Regions from separate parts of the Mus musculus genome. Here region 2 is linked to region 1. A link is a loop called in an ENCODE intact Hi-C map of the cell type or tissue named here. Cell type or tissue: heart. All regions are shown on one strand.

Region 1 (8,000 bases):
AACACATGAACTTTTGAGATGACTTCAGAATTTCACATTTGCCTGTGTGTGGGGGTTGGGGGTGGGGGGATCAGGGTCTTTTAGCAAACCATAGAGTACAGGGTGTGGAGTTGCCTTTGGCTGAGCAAGACTGGGCAAACAGTGGGGACAGTCCCCCTTGCTCAGAATAGGCCTTGCACTTCCTCACCTGGAGCCTAGTTTTAGAGCCAAAAGCTGCCCCACCTACTAGGATTGCCGGGCATAGGCACACACTATCCGAAGGGTCTCATGTCCCAGGCCACAAGGATAGAAAGATGGACAGCCAATGCACCACTGGCCATTAAGTGGGTGGCTATTGACAAAGTGTTCAAACAGAAAGCTAGTAAGACACTCATCAGCCTATCGATTCCCCATCTCCCTCTTCTCACCCTTCATTCCCAATCAATGGGGCGACAGAGCCCAGCACTGAGGCGGCCAATTAACCACCTCAGGAATGAGCTGCCACATGTAACATATTCTGGTCCAACGGCCACATCCGATAGGAGCATTGATCTGGCATATGGGCCGTGCTTCCCAGGGATGGGAAACTGAGGCCCAGTACTGGAGTGCAGCATCTTCTACTTATGAATGCTACCCTTGGACTAGAGGTGTCTCTGTCTGGGGATACCTCCAGGCACTTGCTCCATCCCCGCCTTTCATAACCAAAGCTTAGGCTGAGGCAGTCCAAACAGGCTAGGCTGGGCCTCCAGTCCCCAGTATGCCAATTAAAGAGACAAGTAAAGCCAGGAATGGTGGTTTACACCTTTTTCTCAACACTTGTGAGGCTGAGGCATAAGGATCACTGTTAGTTGAAGGTCAGCCTGGCATACAAAATGAGATCCAGGTCAGCCTTCGCTGCTACAGTGAGATCCTGTTGCCAGAGGGTGGTAAAGTTGAATGGTACAGAGAGAGAGTTATCCGATGTAGCCATATTGGGATAAATCAGATAAAAGGGTACAATGACCCTAAGTTCATGTTTGGGTTACACACATGAGCTTTTAGATTAAGTCAAGGAAGATTGTGGCAAGTGGTTCATACCTCTTGGTATGAATAATTAATCAGTCTTGGTCTAGAGGTGGTCTCCAGAAGTCTTTGCCTTGAGGGGTCAAGGTGGTCAAGAGACAATGGTTTCTACCCTGGAGTTGTCCTTATCTGGGTAGAGGATAGCCTGAAGTAGGAATAAGAAAAGTTAGTCAGAAACTCCTTGAGAAATGATCATTCAGATGCACAGAAGTCAGCCCCGGGCTCTAGGTAAAGAAGAGAGAAGAAGGAAGACAGAACCAGCCTGTCCGTCCTGCTTCCGGTTGGCTGTGAGGCATTGAGGCCTTGTAGCGCACTCCAGCTTCTACTTGCCTGCTTTAGTCTACATGGCCCCACTGCATCTGATTCTGTCCCATACAAAGAGATAGACTGGGGGGTCTCCATGCCCCGACCCATCTTACCTCCCAAGTGCTCCTCAGTCTATCCCCACCTACCCTGCTTTCATCAGCCTCCTCAAACCTCCACCAGAGATAAGTGAGCATGCGCTGCAGCCCCGTGAGCCTCGGTGCTCCGCAAGTCTGCAGCTGATGCTGTTAAGAGATTGCCCCTGGTTGCCAGGAGCGAAGCCGCTTTTGCTCCCGATGTTGGCCACCTGCGCTCGATGGCCTTAAAGGCATGCCCCAGAGTGGACACCTGGCAGCTTTCGGGAGAGCTCGCACAGGGAAGCTGAGCTTAGCAGCCAGTGTTGGAGACAGTGAGCTCTCCCAGCCTAGCTAAGAGGAAAAACTTTCCTGGTTGATGGAGGGGGGAAAGTACAGCCCAGTGTTCGCCAGCCAGATTCTCCTCCCTCCCCCTCCTCCTCCCCCCAGCCTCCGAATCAATACATTCTGAATCTAATCTAATAACAGAGATTTAACGAGGGGATAATGCGCGTGGAGCCGCCAGGCGCTTTGTCTCTTCTTTCAGGAGGCAGCTGGGGCCCATTATCTGGGGACAATGCCCCATGCTAATCACTCCCTCAGCCTCCCTCTGCATGTTTGGGGGAGGGGGGATGCTGGGCAAGAAGGGGCAGCTCTTCTGACTGCACTGGAGGCAGGGAGGATAAAGTCAGACTGGTCCAACCCACCCCACACAACTGTCTTGGCCTAACACCAACTCCTTGGTTTTCTCTAGCCACATGGGGTGCCCTTTGAGGGGTTGAGGATACCCCACCAAGGCATGCACACAACTACCAACTAGGTATCAGCTGGGAGTTAGATTGGTTTTTTTTTTTTCTTTTTCGTCTTTTCATTTTTCTAACATTGTCCTCTATAATTTAAACTATTCCACCGAAGCTTGTGATGGCTAGCCCTGAGTGTCATGGTTAGAGAATAAGAATACCCCATCTTAAAATAGAAGCCTGGCTCTTCAATCTCCTCTCTCTGACTCTTTCTCTGTCTCTGCCCCCCTTCCCCCCCCCCTTCTCTCTGGAAGTTAGACTGGAGAAAGAACTTCCTGGCAAGGCCAATGCTAACAATGATTACTAAATCAGGAGTCTGGAAAGAAGAAACAACCTTGTATGTCCTAGAAGACTTTCAAAAGGAGACCTCCAGCTCTGTAGCTTGGAAGGGGGCTGCTAGGGAGGACTGATCTGCTTCAGTTCACTATTGGAGCTTTGAGGAGGAGGGAGTCCAGAGCTATACATGGGCATCCTACTGCTTTCTGAAACATGTTTACTGTTGTGGAGTGTCAGACTCCAAGTATAAAATCTGTTCCTACCCTGGGTCTCCTTGTGTATCCACCTACTCATCTGTAAAGTGGGGCCCACATAGTTCCTACATCTTAGGTATTAGGGGTCCCGATATCCCAGTGAAGAAATGTTCAGAGAATCTACAAGGCTCTCGTAGAGACATCTAGCGCCGTGCTGGCCCTTCTTGGTCAGCTCAGGGAACCATTCAGGATTGATCCTAGTAAGTGGTGGCTGGGGACCTTTGTTTTGCTTACCCCTGTTAAGGGCAGGCTGAATCAAAGAGCTAGGCACTGATCTTAAAGCCACGAGCTAAAGAGCCTGCCTGTGCCATGCTGTATCCAGACACCGGTGTCCTTTCTGCCCCACCCTTATCTCTCACACTCACCCCATCCCCTCCACCCCAGCTGCTGCTGCTTCTTCTTCTTCTCCTCCTTCTCCTCCTCCTCCTCCTCCTTCTTCTTCTCCTTCTCCTCCTCCTCCTCCTCCTCCCTTTCCTCCTCCTCCTCCTCCTCCTCCTTCTTCTTTTTGGTTTTGGTTTTTTCGAGACAGGGTTTCTCTGTGTAGCCCTGGCTGTCCTGGAACTCACTTTGTAGACCAGGCTGGTCTCGAACTCAGAAATCCGCCTGCCTCTGCCTCCCCCAGCTTCTTAACAGAATTCTTCTATAAAACTTGAGCCTCCGGTTTTCTGCTCTGCCAGTGTGAGAGCTGTGGGCATTCTAGGATCACAGTCTGAGCCTGGCCAGGTCTCCCACGCAGCCCTAACCCCCTGTGTCCCTCTGTAGGAGCACCAGATCCACAGAAGAAAGAGCTTTGTGAGCATGACACTTGGGACTACAGGAACTCTGGAACTCACTTCTCCCAGCTAGAAAAACTCCCCCCACTAAAGAAACATAAAACAAGACGCCAATGTGTGGCCAAGACATTTACAACCTGACTTCTAGATTCTGTCCACCAGGTGGCAGCAAAGCCCAGAAGTTTTATGGCAAGTCAGGCACAAAGCCTCTTATTGCCCCTTTCCTGCTGTGCCTTCCAAATAAGCCTTCCTATGCCTCATCAGTGGTGTCTGCAGCCCCTTTCCTTCAAGGACAGCCCTGTCGTTTGGGCCAGCAATAAGGACAGCCCTCCTGAGCTCCAGGTATGGAGGCAAATGCAGCTCCACCACACAGCTGTGCCCACACTGAGCCCTAGGCTCTGAGGCTGTGCCTGTGCTCTGGCGGGATCACATGCTCACCCTCTCCTGCACAAAGTTGACTCCTCTAGCTCTCCCCCTTTCTGCACGTGTGATGAAGATGTGGTGTGGAACACTCTCGCCCAAAGCTCTCTCAACACAAGTCCTCAGAGGACTTTGTTTCTCTCTTCTGCCCAACCTCAACCCATGCTATGTAAACTTGGAACCACTCTTCACCATCCTGGGGAAAGAAGGGCCAAAGAGGACTACTGGACACAAGTACTAGGAACAGATCAGACAGGTGGACAGGCAGGGTAAGTGCCTGGGGGACACTGATTTACCCCAGGCTTGGCTCAGGAAGGACAGGAACACATGGCTGTCTGAGCAGGACTTTCAGGGATCTACTCCTTTAGGTATCAGGACAACATATACAATGTCCACACCATGGCTACAATGCTGCCCCCCTCTCCCCATGCTCACTAATCCTGCCCCCACCCCGTTCCCACTCCACCTTGGCCTAATGCACTTGCCTTGTGGTCAGTCCTTGTGAACTGCAGTTCTCTCCCCCCACCCCCCAGAAGCCACATCTGTGGTGATGGTTTTGAATATTAATTGACTGATTAGAACATCCATGAGTGTGGAGATTTGGCATGTTGCAGATCCGGAGCTAAAATTACCATGACTATCTTTAGTGCCCATTAATAGCCATTGATCACCCATGTCTGTATCTAGCCTGACATCCTTTTGATTATCAGTTAAAATGTCTGGAGGAGAACTTTAACCTAACATACCCTGAGTGAGGGTTGGGACTGAAAAATGCCCTTAAGGTCCCTCAATTCAGGTCCTCCCGTGTAGGGTTAATGGGTTCTACTTCTGCTCTACCACAGGGTACAGCCACTTAAGGAGGCTCAGGAAGTTGACAGGGTTTACTCCACAAAGTCGCAGAGTGGGTGTTGGGCTGTAGGGAAGTCGGAGACACTTTTCTGGGAGTGGAGCCCAGTCTGAGGTCCTGGGGACAGCCAGAGATGGCTGGCTGGTTCTCAGGCTCTTGGACACCCAGGTGTCGTTGGGACCTGTAGAAGAGCTGAGAATGGAGTGGGGGCCCATGGCTTGGATCTAGCCAGGGGCTGAGGAGGAAAAGAGGGGGGCTCCAGCTGGTCCTACAGGGAGAAAGTCCTTGGCTTGGTGGTGGTGGACTTGAGCTTGGTGGCCGTGGCTTGGGGGCACAGAGATGCCTTCTACAGGAGATTAGACAGCAGCTCTATAGGCAAAGGCCTTCTCCATGGCTCCCCACAACAGATCCTGATGAAAAGAGGCAGTCCATGGTTTTAAGATATTTATTGTCATGTTGGAAAGTGGATGAGTAAAACCATACCCCACTTCTCAGATTGGGGCTGAGGTTAAATACCGTTTGCAGGGAGGAGTGTCTGGGAAGGAAAGCTTCTTGGCTAAGCCTCTGGGTCTCATTAAAATAGAGATCTGTCTTGGGGCTATGCGACCACAGGTCATGTCCTCTACCTGTGGAGGGGCTTGGAGCATTGCTTTTAGGTGACTGAAAGCCACAGATCTATGAAGGACTGTGGCCAGTGACAGCAGCCTGGTGGCGGGAATCAGGAGAAATGTCTACCATCTCTTTAGGGTCACTGGGGTTTCTAGCCTTAGCTCAACCAGGAACCAGGCTGCCTTTTACCATCCTACAGTCGGGTATAGATGAAAGTGCTTTAACTATTGAGCCCCCTTTCTAGCCCCAACACACTGTCTAGGTTTTCCCTTTGTGTGTGTGTGTGTGTGTGTGTGTGTCTGTGTGTGTGTCTGTGTGTGTCTGTGTGTGTGTGTGTGTGTGTGTATGTGTGTCTGTGTGTGTGTGTGTCTGTGTGTGTGTGTGTGTGTCTGTGTGTGTGTGTGTGTGTGTCTGTGTGTGTGTGTGTGTGTGTGTGTGCCACACACGTGTGTGTATGCAGAGGCCAAGGATCAACAATGGGTATCTTCCTTAGGCTCTCCTTGCACTTGGATCTCACTGATTTGGCTAGGCTACTGGCCAGCAGGGCCCAAGGATTGTCCCCCCCTCCCCCCACTCCCCACCCTGTCTCTGCCTTCCTCCAGCCTTAGGATTACAGGTACATCCCCCTGCCCCCACCAGCATTTTGTGAGTGCCAGGATCTGAACTCAGGTCCTTATACTTGCAAACACTTTACAGACTGTGACGTCTTCCCGGCCTCTCTCACACAAACCACCACGGCTCACACTGATCACCTAGAATCTGCTTATCTTGAGAAGTCTCTGCTCAGGAATGTCCTTCTGCCTCACAGTGCGCGTCACACTCACAGGCCTTAGAGGTCAGGAGCAGACACCCTAACCAGGGGCATAATTCCTACCCTGAGATCTTGGCCAATCTCCCATGTGCCTCCATCTTCCAGTCTGTGAAAATCAACATAACAAAGCACCTACCTTACTAGTCTGCTGTGAGGGTTTAGCAGATGATTAAATTTCATTCATTGGCTATTCTTGCTTTTTTTGTAAATCTAGCTGTCTCTAACCCAGGAAAGTTGTGAAGTGGGGCATCCTAGACACACTGAGTTAATACTGAAAGAGAAATCATGCTTTGTATCAGGCAACATGTGCGATATGTTCACTTTATAAATACAATTCAGCTCTAGAACCTCAAAGAAGGGGCCAAGAAAGCAGACAGGAGGCCAGGATACAACCATGGCAAGCAACAGGACCAGGCCCATTTTTCCCATTTCCTCCCAACCCCAGGACAGCCCATCCTCTTGAGTGGAGCTTTAAGATGGTGCCAGGGCTTCCAGAGCTAGACATTCCAGAATGGGGCTTAGAACTGAGGGCCCTGCAGGCCTCTGAGATACCAGGAACCACCTAGTCCAGCTTCTCTGTCCAGAACAGTGGGTGCAAGAGATGGTACGGTGGCTTCAACAAGATCACCCAGCCCAGAACCAGGGAATGGAATGGTGCCTTTCCCTCCTGATATTTCCATAGGGGTTCAGGCTCCATGTGTCCCCCACCCTTTCCTCTTGATTGATGTGTTCATGCCCCTTCCTTTGCTCCTAAGACCTACTCTCGGTGATGAACTTCAAACCCACCAGCCACCAGGCTTACAATTCTCCCAGGAGTCACTGCACTGTGCTATAGCGGGGTCTGTATCTGCCCAAATCGTGAGCTCACACTGCATGGGTGACACTGTTTACCCAGAGAGGTCTGCAGAGCAGAGCACTCTGCCTAGCACAGGATGGTGGCTCAATAATTGTTCAGTTAACAAAGGAAGTGGTGGGGTGGTTCCTACTGGAGCTCTTTTCTTTCTTTCTCTCTTTCTTTCTTTCTTTCTTTCTTTCTTTCTTTCTTTCTTTCTTTCTTTCTTTGTCTCTCTTTTTCTCTTTCTTTCTTTGTCTCTCTCTCTTTCTTTCTTTCCCTCCCTCCCTCCCTCCCTCCCTCCCTCCCTCCCTCCCTCTCTCTCTCTCTCTCTCTCTTTCTTTCTTTCTTTCTTTCTTTCGGTTTTCCAGACAGGGTTTCTCTGTGTAGCCCTGGATGTCCTAGAACTCACTTTGTAGACCATGCTGGCCTCGAACTCAGAAATCTGCCTGCTTCTGCCTCCTGAGTGCTGGGATTAAAGGCATGCACTACCACCACCCAGCTTGGAGCTCTTTTCTTATGATGACCATAAAGCCAGTGCTTTCCTGTCCTGGAAAAAAGTCACTGTGCATGCAGCAAGCCATTAAGTGGGGTCATCTGGGGCAAGTGAAGTACACCTGCTGCCTTGGGCTCTCTTCAGCCCTTTTATCAGCTATAGCCCCAGAGGCAAGAGAGTCTTTGGGTTCTCCACCTGTCTCTCCTCCCCTAGTCAAAAGAAGTCAGGCTGGTGGCTGGGGAAAGGAATGTCCTGCTTTGCCCAATGAATGGTCATGTCTTTCCTCCTGACATAGCCTGAGGAGTTAGAAGGCTTTCCTATGTGTGTGTGGGGTGGGGTGGGGTTGGAGGAGGTCATAGGTCAAATGACTCAGCAGAACTCATAGGAGACTGGCAACTCCTAGACCTTAGGAAGGAGGGACTGACTCTAGAACAGTCCCTGTTGAGCTGCTTGGGGGCGACCAT
Region 2 (8,000 bases), 430 kb after region 1:
GCTACTGTATGATCTGGATAATTGGCGTTCATTAGGATGACTGAGTCAGGAGCTGTGGTGGGTATGTAGGTGGATTCTGCTTGGGGGCGCCCCTAACTATTGCATAGTGGTTCCCAGACTTTGGGTCTTGGGCTGCTGCTGGGAAGTTTTCCATGAATGTGTTTGGTTCCATTGCAGAAATAGTGTATGTGTAGTTCAGGCTCTTCTTAGGAATTCACAGAACCGGGTTAAGTTAGTAAACGCTTTGCAGAGGACGTTAGAGAGGGAGTGGCTAACCGATCCCCTCCACCCGAGACATGCGCCACAGTCCTCTGGACCCGTGTGGGGATTTCTGATCTACTTCTAAAAGAGAAAACAAAGCCGCACCGGCCCCTCTCCACACCAGCTCGAGGCCACTGCCTGGCTCCTGGGTGACTTGGAACAAGTCTCGGTTTTCCATCTCTGGGGTTTGGGGTATTTTTTTTTTTTCTTTTCAGTGTGGTGTGTTTGCTTGTAGGGCACTGGATGACATTAGTGAAAGCATCAAAGAGCTTCAGTTTTACCGAAATAACATCTTCAAGAAAAAGACAGACGAAAAGAAGAGGAAAATTATAGAAAATGGAGAAACTGAGAAGCCTGTGAGTTGATGCCGGTTCTCAAGCCGCAGAGCCTGGCTCTCAGAAGCCACGTTAGCGTCTCTCTCTCCTGCTGATCGCTCGACACAGCACCTTTTCTAAAGAAAAAAAAATCTTTTTTCCAGTTAACTTTGCATCTTCATACTCCTCAAGCAGACATCACTCTTCCGTTTCTTCTAACCTGCTGTTTCTGTTCTGACAGCGGCTCCTTTGTAAGCTTCAGGCCACACCCACCCCCTCAGTCCATATCTGCACTTGCTCATAGGCCGGTTCCTTTTATTTGAATAATAAATAAAGCTAGTTCTATTGAAATGCAACCCTTCGGCACCCTCTGCTCTTTATCACACAGTTGTTGGGTACAGGTGTTTTTTAAGTAGTGTGGCTCAGGCTTAAATTACTCAGAATGCCATTGATGAACTAAACCGTGTGTTTCGAACAGGGAGTAAACTTAAATTTCTTTTGCTTTACCCGTGAGAGTGGAGGGGGAGGAGCTAGGTTGTAAGATTTGGGCTCATCATTACCCAGCTAACAAGCTCTGGGATAGACCACTCTCCACCACGTACAAGAAATTCAGGTAAGCACACAGGGGTATGTAGGGGGTGGTCCCTAGCCTCTGTTAGCTAGAGAATATGTGCCAGGCAGTTTCCGTGTTGTGTTTAGAGAACCAAAACTAGCCTGTTCCCTTAGGTGAGTAGCCAAGAAGGGATTTCAGTGTGAATATGTTAAGTCCCCAATCTAGCTAGTCAAAACCGCTGGACAGGCACCCCATTCTGACTGACATCCCCTAAAGGCTATTCAGAATTGGGAAAGGGTGGCCTGCCTCTTATCGAGAACCACCAGAAAGACTTTTATGATGGTCTCAAGTTATACCCTCATTCAGGTTCTTGTGTACTGTGTAGTTAGTTAGTCTTAGTTCCATTGCTGTGAAGAGACACCATGACCAAGGCAACTCTTATAAGGACAACATTTAACTGGGGCTGGCTTACTGGTTCAGAGGTTCAGTCCATTACCATCAAGGTGGGAGCATGACAGCATCCCGGCAGGCATGGCGCAGGCAGAGCTGAGAGTTCTATGTCTTCATCCAAAGGCGGCTAGTGGAAGACTTGACTTCCAGGCAACTAAGGTGAGGATCTCATGCCCACAGTGACACACCTACTCTAACCAGGTCACACCTAGTCCAACAAGGCCACACCTCCAAATGGTGCCACTCCCTGGTCCAAGAATATGCAAAGCGTCACATATACATAGAATAGAATGGTCCTCATGTGTGCTGGTTACCCATGCAGAGAGCCGTAGGTAGTGGACTTGAGCTGTCAATATCTTCACCTGAGATACACTTGAATGTGGGCTGAGTTGTATTTCCTAGACATCTTTAGAGAGAGAAACGGAGGTTTTTGGTGGAACTTCTGCCAAAGAACAAAGTCAGCTTCAGGTTCACATATCTTAAAATGGTCTGTGGGGCTAGAGAGAGGGCTCAGAGGTTAAGAGCACTGGCTCCTCTTCCAGAGGACCTGGGCCAGATTCCCAGCACTGATATGGTGGCTCACAACCATCCAGGCAAACTCCAGTCTCAGGGAATCCGACACCTTCTGGCCTCTGTGGCTGTTGCATGTATGTAGTGTACAGCCATGCATTCAGGCAAACACTCTTCCACATAAAAATAAATGTAGAAAAGTTTGAATAGATAAAGGGGCTAGAAAGGTGGCTCAGCAGTGAACAGTGTACACTGCTCTCGTAGAGGACTGAGTTTGCTCTCCAGCACCATTGTTGGGTATTTCACAACCAATTACTCCAGCTCCAAGGGATCTGGTGCCCTCTTCTGGACTCTGAAGGTACTGCACAGAGACACACATGCAAAGTTTGACCAGATCAGCATTTTTCAACTTTTCACAGAGGTCGAATATCAGATAATCCTGCATGCCCAATACTATATTACGATTTGTAACAATAGCAAAAAATACAGCTATAAAGTAGCAAAGAAAATACATTTATGGTTGGGGCTCACCATGGACATGAGGAACTGTATTAAAGAAGGTCACAGCATTAGCAAGGTTGAGAACCACTGCTTTTTTCTTAATGGTGTGGTTCAAATAGTTAAAACTGATGAGCAAACCGGACAGTGCCTGTAGGTGGGCAAACCGTGTGTATGGCTTTAGTAGAGGAATCCGGATCCCAGTGTCTTGGCTCCCACTCTTGCATTAGAATCTGCAGTACAACAGCGAAGACTTATCTTCCCAGATTTGAGGTGGAAACACCAAGCCTCCCTCCGCAGTACTAGGTAGCTAGGTAGCATCACTGGCACTTCCTGTGTCGCAGGCACAGAGCTTGATGCCCTAACCATGACACTCAGGCTCATTCTAACAATTCTCCCAGTTGGGTAACATTCACTTCACAGATACTGAAAATTGAGGTTCAGGTAAGTGAACTTGACGGTGTTTGAGATGTAAGCCCTATTCCTTGGTTTGTGTGTGTGTGTGTGTTGAGACAGAATTTCTCTGTATAGCCCTGGCTGTCCTGGAACTCACTCTGTAGACCAGGCTAGCCTCAAACTCAGAAATCCGCCTGCCTCTGCCTCCCAAATGCTGGGATTAAAGGCCTGTGCCACCACACCAGGTGCAATCCCTATTCCTAACTGCAACATGGATGTTGGCATAAGCCATGTATGTGGTCACACACAGCTGGGGACTTCAGTTTTCATCTCGTCATGAGGTCCTCAACCTTCCCAATGCTGCGACTCTTTAATACAGTTCCTCATGTCATGGTGAGCCCCAACCATAAAATTACTTTCGTTGCTACTTTATAACTGCAATTTCGCTACTGCTATGAATCGTAATGTAATCATCTAACATGTAGGATATCTGATAGCCAGCCTCAGATATCCTCAAAAGGTTGGTCAAACTGCCATGTGTCTCTGGGTGCAGTGCCCTCAGAGTCCAGAAGAGGGCACCAGATCCCTTGAAGCTGGATTGTCTGGTGCTTGTGAGCCCCAGCCTGGATGTTACAGCATCCAACAGGGTGCTGGAAACCAAACTCTGGTCCTCTGCATTGTGATAGCCACACAAATGGCTACCTTCCTGACTTCTGTATCTTACTTTGTTCTGTATCTTGTTTACTAGACCTGTCATCCTGAAATAAAGCCCATATTACATTTAGTGAAATGATTGGCACCTGGCCTGAGGTGAGTCGGCAGACAGGCCTGAAGGCTTGAAGCTGCTCATTACTTTTTACTGTGCTTAAGAAGTGAGGAGTTCTCTGTACCGTGCTGGCACTTTGGGATTTTTTTAGGGGTATCCCTGAAGCTCTAGAGTAATCTCTGTGACGCGAACATTGGTGTAAACTGCAACTTCAGCTCAAAAACCTCCACATGTGTGCTATGCAGAGGCTGCTACTCTTGGGGCCTCTTGTGTAGTGATTCTCCTGCAAGCTGTATTCCTGGGGACATTAGATGTACTTCCCCTACAGACGGCTCAGGAGGTGACCGAAGCAGCACCAAGGGATAGTCTACTTTAGCACTGCAGCCATTTCACAGAGGTAAGTCATACCTGAGTGGTCTCATCTACAAAACAGTACTGTTCAGAAACCAAAACCAACCAGATAAAACGCTGACACATGCAGAGAGAAACTGATCTTTGGCCACTTTTTTTTTTTTTTTTTCTTTTAGTCAGGGCCGTATGGCCCTGGCTGTCATGGAACTTAACCATGTAAACCAAGCTGGCTTTGAGCTCATAGAGATTTGCCTTCATCTGCCTCCCAAGAGATGGGATTAAAGCTGTGTGCCAGCTACCAGGCCCAGCAAAACTGGTCTTGGATGTGTGTGCTGTGAAGGAGAAGGTAACAGCTAGTTACACCAAGTACAGGTCACACTTGTGGTCACATTTGTGGTTGTAAATGAAACCCGCAGCAATAAGAACACATTGAGCGTCCCAGGGTCATCCAAAATGGCCCCCAGCTTTTGAAAATTAAGAAGCAGTAGAGACAGAGAAGTCGTTTGTTGCTGCAGTAAGCCATATGCAGCAGATTGATGACAACAAAAGATATTTTATTCTGTATCTGTTGATGAAGGCAAAAGCAATTAGGTTATGGATTTATTGCTCTACACTGTGCATCTGTTAGGAAGATTGAACCGTAGATATTTAAACAAAGCCTTTCATTTGAAATATGAAAGAGAGCCCAGTAAAAAATGTAAACCAAGACATCTTCCAAAGTCCCCGCAGAGGTAAGGATTTATATCTGCAGCCCCCTAGAAAGCAGGCTGATTCAGCAGGGCAGGCTGGAAGTGGGGTACCTGAGATATTGCTTAGTCAGTCTGGATTATTTAGTGAGCTTAGTTTTGCACATGGCTTGTTAATTTAGGATACAGTAAACGAGGGCATCTCGGGAGAACACATGCTAGAAACTGGGGAATGGGAGCGTGGGGCAGCAACAGTGTTGGTGAGCATCACATGGGCAAAAATCCCACGGGTTAGCCCACAGTATCATCCTTCGAGTAGCCACGGATCAGCACGTGTTAACATGACTTGGGTCCTATAACCCTAGGCATGTGTTCTTATTGCTGCGGATGTCATTACACTCGCTCGCTCACGCCAAACATAATTCACTACAAATCATTTTCAGAATGATCCTGTCCTAGGGTCAGTATGCAATGGAAGCAGCTTGCAGGATTGAACCTGGGGACCCTGACCTGTGTTCTTAGGAAGAGTTACAGCCTTTTGATTCTTATCAGGAACAAGCGGGAGGTAAGTTGGGGGTGGGAGGACACTTGCTTTTCTGTTGGTGTCAGCAAGGTCTAAGGAATTGATGTTTTGTTAACGAGATGAGGGACAGTTAGTCAAGCTCTGTTCTTCAAGAGTATCCAACAGTTTTACCCTCCTGACGTAAAACATGCCTCTGAGTTCTGAGTTGTGTGTACTGGACAGCATCTAAATTCCATTTTGAGTAGCTTACAAATGTGGAACAGTCTAGCTACAGGCATGTGTAATGTTGAGTATCTTTTAAAAAAAGTATGTGGTGTGTGTATGTGTGTGGTGCACGTGTATGTAGTATGTGTGGTGTCCATGAATATGTGCAGAAGCCAAAGGAGGTCAGCCAGTGGCCTGCTTTATCGGTCAGTCGCTCTCTGCCTTATTTGCCTGACACAGGATCTCTCACTGAACCTGGAGCTAGGCTGGCAGTCAGCAAGCCCCAGAGGTGCCTCTGTTTCCACCCCGACAGTGATGGTGGCACAGTCACATGTGGCCACACTCATGCACACGCAGTGAGCATCCAACCCACCAAGTCCCTTTCCACCCCGGTGTCATACTTTCGTCTCTCTTGGTTATACTATGTTCAATCAATCATTTTTTTCTATACATTCTTTTTCATCTCAGATGTTCAACAATACTTTGTTACCTAATTCTACATTACTCTGTTTTCAAGATCTGTGAAATGGGCTCATGTGGTAGCCAATCATGTACATAAGTACATAACTCCGAGCCAGCAGAAACTTTGAGATAGCTGGGAACCACAGGTCGGGCCACCAAAGAACAGCTGAGCACACCAGGAAGGGCAGGACTGCAAGCTTCCGGAGGCTGGATGCCCTTCTGTGCCCTAGGGCCACTGCCCCACATTCATCTTCAGTCTTTATTTTATGCAGCTTTGGGTTTTACTGAAGGCAAAACTGCAGCATCTGGGTATTCTTGAGAGAATGCAGCCTCTGTGCCAAGAAGGATGTTACAAACACTGTCGGCGGCCACCGCTGTTTCGTAGGTTTATTTTAAAACAATGAGGATGTAGGTTCTGAAAGAAAGGACAGGCACTTTAAGTGGAACGGGTTTCATTTTGTGGAAATTGCAATCATGAGCTTTTTGTTCATTGTATTTTAAAACAACTAAAAACCATAGATTTAATGTGTACGTGTCAGTCCTCAGGTTAGAGTTTGGGACTCATTTATCTATGTGTCTGTCTGTCTGTCTGTCTACCTGTCTGTCTATAGATATCTATCTATCCATCCATCTACAGGATCTCAACTGTGTAGCTGTAGCTGGTCTGGAACTTGCTATGTAGACCAGGCTGGCCCCTGGAACTCAGAGAAATCACCTGTCTTTCCTCCTGAGTGCTAGGATTAAGACTATATGTCACCACACCCAGCTATGATTTTAAAAGTTAATTCCTGGACTTACTTCATATGTGAGTATATTTTGGTCATTTTTTCACCCCTACTACTCTCTCTCGCTCATCCCTCTCCTGCCCTGACAGAACCCTTTCCTTCTACAGGTCCCCCCTACTTTCCTATCTTGCTCGTTTATGACCCACCGAATTTAATTTGGTTGCTCTTGTGAGTGTACACGGGGATTTACTGTAGTATGGGCAAGATACCTGTGGCTAAAGAACTGAAAAAATATGGCTCCCACTTCCCTGAAGTTCTTTTTTTTTTTTTTAAACCTGACTTATTTTTTTTTAAATATTTATTTATTTATTATATGTAAGTACACTGTAGCTGTCTTCAGACACACCAGAAGAAGGAGTCAGATCTTGTTACGGATGGTTGTGAGCCACCATGTGGTTGCTGGGATTTGAACTCTGGACCTTCGGAAGAACAGTCGGGTGCTCTTACCCACTGAGCCATCTCACCAGCCCTCCCTGACGTTCTTAACTGCCCAAAGTTTCTCAGTAGAGGTGGAGCCTTGGAGCCCCTCCTCCATTTGTGCTGGAATATCGTGGGACTACCTTGTGCAGGTGAGAGTTGAGTGTGATGCCACCACGTCATGTCCATATGTCACTATCCTCCCACTGCGCTTAGTAGTCCGTCATTATTTCTGTACGCTACAGCATGAAAGGGTTTGGAAAGCATCTTCATCGTGGATGAAGTTGAGATGCGGTTGCTGTGGTAACGATCAGGGAAGCAGGTGGCTGGGATTGCTTTGACCATGTCTTCCTATCTTCCGCATGTCCATTGAGCCTGTTGAGTCTTTCCAGGAGTGTAGCCAATTCCTTACTGATTTAAACTTTGTTTCTCTAGGCTTGACATTCTGAAGTCATGACCTTCAGCCATAAATAATGCCTTGGATACTTTGAGGTTGACTTTTCGAAACTGGTAAAGGGGAAGGACACAGTTAAGGGCGTGGGAGGATGGAGGGTGTGGCTACAATATCTTGGTGTCTCCAAGGCTAACTGCAAGTTGAAAACAATTAGTTTGATTTTAATTAAATCTTAAATTTCAAGTTGATTTGGAGAACATAAATATATGTTTTCTGTGGCTAACAGCTTTTTAGACAAACATAGCATGTATTTTTTTATATACTGAGTAACTGAAAGACGTGGGGATAGGGTGCTGTAGGCTGTTGCTAAATCATTCTTCGTTCATGTGGAAGAATTCCCTGGGCTTTGGGAAATATATATCTTGAACTA

The links. Peaks named below come from ENCODE experiments on the same cell type or tissue, not always from the same donor. Only the 100,000 strongest peaks of a DNase experiment are listed, where the experiment ranks them.
Region 2: a loop joins it to region 1, with 2.9 times the contacts of the local background. A loop is called at or near these places in 3 of 42 quality-filtered maps.

What each region holds. Positions count from the first base shown.
Region 1 is chr9:48,889,986-48,897,985 of GRCm38, reverse strand. Gm32335 (a long non-coding RNA gene) reads right to left here and starts at 1,756. Exons shown (of 3, transcript XR_379368.2): 1 at 1,494-1,756; 2 at 1-1,186. In heart, a CTCF peak has its summit at 3,686 (motif pointing right); no DNase peak of the experiment used is centred here; H3K27me3 peaks cover 2,475 bases.
Region 2 is chr9:48,461,443-48,469,442 of GRCm38, reverse strand. Rexo2 (RNA exonuclease 2) reads left to right here. Exons shown (of 7, transcript NM_024233.4): 7 at 497-931. The coding sequence ends at 626. It overlaps Gm39335 (a long non-coding RNA gene), which reads right to left. Exons shown (of 5, transcript XR_870726.3): 5 at 4,599-6,389. Among named protein-coding and RNA genes, the nearest start is that of Gm39334, 4.2 kb to the right of the region's middle. In heart, a CTCF peak has its summit at 3,549 (motif pointing right); a DNase peak (open chromatin) is centred at 2,402.